2 separate regions of the Homo sapiens genome follow, and region 1 is linked to region 2. Evidence: chromatin contacts called from ENCODE Hi-C or POLR2A ChIA-PET data. All regions are on one chromosome and are shown on one strand. Each heading gives the region's core, a stretch centred on a gene start or an enhancer-like site at or near the end of the contact. The rest is flanking DNA. Distances are from core to core; before and after follow the strand shown. Region 1 overlaps TIAM2 (TIAM Rac1 associated GEF 2). Region 2 holds the start of TIAM2 (TIAM Rac1 associated GEF 2).

Region 1 (2,700 bases), core at 164-2,663, 83 kb before region 2:
ATAAGAAACTTTTGGGGTTATGTTTTTTGTTTTTTGTTTCTGAGACAAGGTCTCACTCTATTAACCAGGCTGGAGTGCAGTGGCACAGTCTCGTCTCACTGCAACCTCTGCCTCCCAGTTTCAAGCGATTCTCCTACCTCAGCCTTCTGAGAAGCTGGGATTACAGACATGCACCATCACGCCCAGCTGATTTTTTGTATTTTTAATAGAAATGGGATTTCACCATGTTAGCTAGGCTAGTCTCGAACTCCTGACCTCAAGTGATCCACCCGCCTAGGCCTCCCAAAGTGCTGGGATTACAGGCGTGAGCCACTGTGCCTGGCCTCTATTAGAAATTTTTTGAACAAAGCAAATGCTAGGATCCATAAAGAGTCAGCTCCAAGTTTCACAAGATGAACATCTGAACCCCCAGCTGTACTGACTATAGCTGACAAGTCAGTCATTTCACATACAGTAACATTTGTCCCAATTTCTAGCAAGGTTGGTGTGCTAGGCACTATGCATTAATTACACAAGGAGGAATCAGGCACAGCACCAGTAATCAAAGGACCTAGAGCCAAAGGGGAAAAAAGACAGCAAAGACATCTGACAAATTCCAGAAAGAGGCAAGATAAACTGGCCATCTGGGTCCAGGCGAGGAGGCTCACGTCTGTAATCCCGGCACTTTGGGAGGCCAAGGCCGGAAGATTACCTGAGGTCAGGAGTTTGAGACCAGCCTGGCCAACATGGTGAAACCCAGTCTCTAGTAAAAATACAAAAATTAGCTGGGCATGGTGGCGGGTGTCTGTAATCCCTGCTACTCGGGAGGCTGACGTGGGAGAATCGCTTGAACCCAGGAGGCAGAGGTTGTAGTGAGCCGAGATCGCACCACTGCACTCCAGCCTGGGCAAGAGAGAAAGACTCTGCCTCAAAAAAACAAAAACAAAAAAACAAAGATAAACTGGTCATCCAGAATGAGGGAAAGAAACTATCCTTGGTTTACAAAAAAAAAAGAAAAACACCAAAAAACACAAGAAAATCCATTAAATGTATCTGAAACAGGATTTCAGGCAGCAATAACCACTAAGATCATCAAGTCAAACTAGAGGAAGATATATTTGGGATCCAGCTTAAAGGGAGAAGCAAACAAAACACACCTAACGGAAAACATCAACTTCTGTAATGAAACAAACTTCAGAACTTTAAAAAGGATTTGAAGAGTGTGTGGAATCTACTTCCAGAGAGATAAAGGCAGATGCTGCACCCATTAAATGAGAGCAGACTGGGAGCAGGAAAGATTGCCTGCCAGAGGCTGTTAGGATCACCGAGCATGAGAGCACCTCTCCTGGGTGGGAGTTCAGACAGAGGCGGGATGATGTCAGGGCAGAGCTGGAAAGCCTTGCTGGCTGGCCTGGCCTTGAAGAATGTGTCCGAGTTGGACGTGAGGAACCAGGGAGGCCCAGGATCCCCATAAGGAGGACAGCATGGGTGAAATGACAGAGAAACCAGGAAGCCTGAAACCACAAAAGACACAGAGAAGCACCAAGTCTGATGGTCCCATGCGTGACGTGAGTACAAGGAGAAAAGCAGATAAGGATGCCTAATGCTGGCAGCTACTAAAGGCCAAGCTGTCACTTGTGCTTTTTTCATTAAAGTGAACTCGAGGCTGGGCGCAGTGGCTCACACCTGTAATCCCAGCACTTTCGGAGGCCTAGGCGGACAGATCACTTGAGTCCAGGAGTTCATGACCAGCCTGAGCAACATGACAAAAGCCCATTTCCACAAAAAATAAAAAAAATTAGCCAAACATGGTGGCATATGCCTGTAGTCCTAGCTACTTGGGAGGCTGAGGTAGGAAGATCACTTGAGCCCAGGAGGAGCCGTGACTGCACCACTGCACTCCAGCCTGAGTGACAGAGTGAGACCCTGTCTCAAAAAAAAAAGTCAAGTTGGAAAGCAGAAGTCAGAGGTCAGCAATCAGAGAGCCCCTCCCACAGCACTAGACTGTCACCATTAATCAATATTGAGCAAGGATTAATTGCAAAGCAGTTACATGTTACATCATTACTTGTTAAATCCAAAAGTGTGTTTTCAAAGTAGAAAGAGCTCATTCATAAGAATGCCAGCCACATGAATCAATAGGCCAGTGAGGCGCTACAGGCAAACCCCAGGTCTGCCACTTGGTAGGGTTTGGGTCACTTACCTGTCTCTCTACAGCTAATTTCCCCCCTGCAAAATGAAAACAATTACGCCCACCCTCCAGGGCTTCTGTGAAAACAAAATGAGAAAATATCTTTCAATTACCTGACACACTGCCCTATGACAAGTTAAGAAAGTTAAATAATAAATGTTAGTTCTCTCCTCCCGTCCTGGTTTCTCTAATCGTTGCCATGAAATGCAGGCTTTCTTCCATCGTAAGCAGCACTAATAAAAACTTCGAAATATTTTTAACAAGCGAAAGGCTAACAAGATGACTCAGTAATACCAAGGCCAGGCCTCAATGTCCGTTACTAACAAATACTGAAACCCTTTTTAAAAAATATTTCTCTAGGAACTGAGTGAGTAAATTTTACGTCAAAGGGAAAATTGAGAAGGCAGCACAATGAGACTTGGAGATTGCTGTGCTTCAATATCTATAGTAATATTCTAAAAATATTTTCTTAATATTCTAAAATCAATAGCAATTACATTATTTAGGGCATTGAGGCTTCCTCCAACCCC
Region 2 (2,700 bases), core at 15-2,514:
TTGGAAAGAGAACTGGAGATAGCCGGTGTTGTCTGTTAAAATAAGGTGGTCAGCATCATTTGGGGAGCAAAAGGTAGAATGTGTGAATAACCATGAGAAGAGAATCCCAGGCCCTTCATCGCATAGTAAATAAAGGTCTCACCATTACCCAAGGAGGCTGAGGAGTGTCACCAAGTGGCCTCTTGCCTGAATTCTGCAGAGAAAAGCAGGAAAACCTCCCCCTGAATGAAATTATCTTTGGAATCAAGCAGCCTTCTCCCTCTTTAAATAAAGTTAACCTATTTGTCTATTTTAAAAAAACGGCATGCAAGCTCATCAATATTAAATTTCGCCGCTCCTTAAAGATAGAAATACCTCGTGCAATGTTACTCCCAGACCTTTCCAGCGGCTGTCAGCAACGAATGGCTGGAAGAATGGACTCTTTTCTTTCTGAACTGTTTTTGGTAAATAGGATCCATTAGGGGCACAACGTGTCGGCTTTCACAGAAACTTGGCACCTCAGCCCCCCCAGGAGCCGCGCCCGTCCGGGATGGCTCCCGCGCTCGGAAAGGCCGGAGGGGCTGAGCAGGGACCGCACGGTCTACACTCGCTGAGCCGACCGCCTGGGATCCTGCTTCGCCGCAGCGCCTTTCTGAGGCTCCGAGGTCGCCGGGCGGGCGTGGGCGCAGCGGGCGCTCCCCTCCGGGCACCCACGGCTCGGCTTTGGGCGAGAACCTCGGTATCAGGAGGCCGGGGCGCCGCCTCCTCCCATCCGGGATGGGACCGGGGCTGAAAGTGGGTCCTGGCGTGTCGCGCAGCGCGAGGGGACCAGGGGACCTAGTTTCAGAGCCTTCTGGAAAGTGCTTCGTCCCCCGTGCCAGGCTGTGCCCGGACGCTGCCGCCCTCCGGGGAGAGGGTGCCAGGCCGCGCCCCGCAGCCGCGACCTTCCGCGGGACTCCCAGGAAAGCGGGGGCAGAGAGGGGCGGCCAACAAAGGGGAAGGGAGGGGACCGCCGGCCGCGCGCCGCCCCGCCCGCAGGGGACCTGGAGCCGCCGCCAACCAGCGCGGGTCGTCGCCCTCCTGCGCCCTCACCCGGGCGCCCCTTACCTCGGGTCGCGCGCCGGGCTCGGTGGGGCCGGTCGCGCGCCGCCCTCCGCTACCCTCGGCGCGTGGCCCTCGCGGGAACGCCGGGAGGAGTTGGAGAAGTTCTGGGGGTCACTTTGTTCTCCACTTGGACGCGCGCTGTGCGCCTGCGGCGGCCGCGGCCACAGTTACGGTTACCGCTGCCCCAGCCCCGCGCGCAGCGCCTGCCAGGCCCGAGCCGCGACCGCACCTCCCGCCCCGCCCCGCCCCGGACACGCCCCAGCCCCGCCCAGCGTCAGGCCCAGGACCCCCGCGCCAGCTCCCGGCTGGTCCCGGACCATGTCCCTCGCGCTTTCTTTGGAACAACACAAATAAAACAATTCAAGAAACATCGAGCACGCGCTCACTGTGAGCTGGGGGCTCTGCCCGCTACCGGGGATGCGATGCGCCAGTGCGACCCCGTCCCTTCCCCAAGGAATTTAAAGACGGCTCTTCCCGGGTCCCACCGAGGAAAGGCACGCAAAACTGAGGTCAGCGGCCGCAGAGACTTTCCATCTCCTTCCCCTTCTGAGAGGAGATGGCTTCGCAGCGGAGATGGCAATCGAGTCGGCACTCCAAGACCCAGTCGAATTGGGACTTTCCAGGTGGAGAAGCTGCGATTTTTATTATTATTTTTTCAGACTGAGTTTCGCTCTTGTTGCCCAGGCTGGAGTGCAATGGCGTGATCTCGGCTCACCGCAACCTCCGCCTCCTGGGTTGAAGCGATTCTCCTGCCTCAGCCTCCCGAGTAGCTGGGACTACAGGCACGCGCCACCACGCCCGGCTAATTTTGTATTTTTAGTAGAGATGGGGGTTTCATCATGTTAGTCAGGCTGGTCTCGAACTCCCGACCTCAGGTGATCCACCCGCCTCGGCCTCCCAAAGTGCTGGGCTTACAGGCGTGAGCCACCGCACTGGGCCAAAGCTGCGATTTTTATTAGAAAAGCCTGAGTGGCCCAGTGGGCCCAGATGCTGGGAAGGGCGAGGGAGCTAAGGAGACCCAGGAATGAAAGCTGCCTGGAATCACTCTCCTCGCCTTGAAAAAGGCTGCACCCTGGAGAGGAGAGGGAAGGGAAGGTAGATGCAGGCCATGTGTTAGGGTGGGTCCTACGAGAAGCAGCGCCCACTCAGGACTAGATGCGGAGGGTTTTCTTGGGGGAAATGGCCGTGGAACTAAATGAGGAGGGAGCCGTGAGAGCTGGAGAGGGCCGGACCTTCTGCAAATCAGAGCCCAAGTGAAGGAGGGAGGGAAGCACCCATCCCGGCCTCCCTGCAGTCTAAGAAAAGCTCAGCAAGATCATCCGTGAGCCCTTCAGCCAAAATTACGCATCATGGGGATCCCGATTCTCCCCGGAACCTGCCTGCCTTCGTGTCCATGCCGCCACCAGTCCTTGGCTGGGAGCGGCCAGGTGGGAAGGGTGGCGTTGGGCACAATCCCAGTGCTGGAGTTCAGAGCACAGCAGCCAGGGCCCTGGTCAGTTAGGTGCAGTGCGTGAATACGACCCAGTCTCCGTAACGGGAGATCCGTGGAGAACTGTGAGTCAAAAAGACAAATGAAATCAGCTTTCCCACAACACACCCAGTATCAAAAGGAAGCCT

Evidence for each region. Hi-C counts contacts between places; a loop is a spot of excess contacts on that map. ChIA-PET counts read pairs that join two places held with the same protein, here RNA polymerase II (POLR2A). Pooled maps may share reads with other maps.
Region 1: a map of ascending aorta shows a loop between it and region 2 (2.4-fold over the local background). The contact joins the enhancer-like site here to the promoter of TIAM2 in region 2. A Hi-C loop is called at or near these places in 4 of 168 maps with a recorded cell type or tissue (Caco-2, Calu3, ascending aorta and 1 more) and 6 of 50 pooled maps. POLR2A ChIA-PET finds 5 or more read pairs at or near these places in 4 of 52 experiments (BJ, WTC11 and activated naive CD4-positive, alpha-beta T cell).

The regions. Positions count from the first base shown.
Region 1 is chr6:155,077,289-155,079,988 of GRCh38, reverse strand. The region is part of intron 1 of TIAM2 (TIAM Rac1 associated GEF 2); the gene reads right to left. Among named protein-coding and RNA genes, the nearest start is that of TIAM2, 83 kb to the right of the region's middle. Within about 2 kb of position 1,413, at least 4 of the 41 ENCODE cell types and tissues checked have a DNase peak (open chromatin) inside an H3K27ac peak, as active enhancers do; they include ascending aorta, where a contact is called at or near this core.
Region 2 is chr6:154,993,879-154,996,578 of GRCh38, reverse strand. It overlaps TIAM2 (TIAM Rac1 associated GEF 2), which reads right to left and starts at 1,264. Exons shown (of 27, transcript NM_012454.4): 1 at 1,087-1,264. RefSeq lists enhancers at 157-762, 763-1,370 and silencers at 1,007-1,086, 1,177-1,316.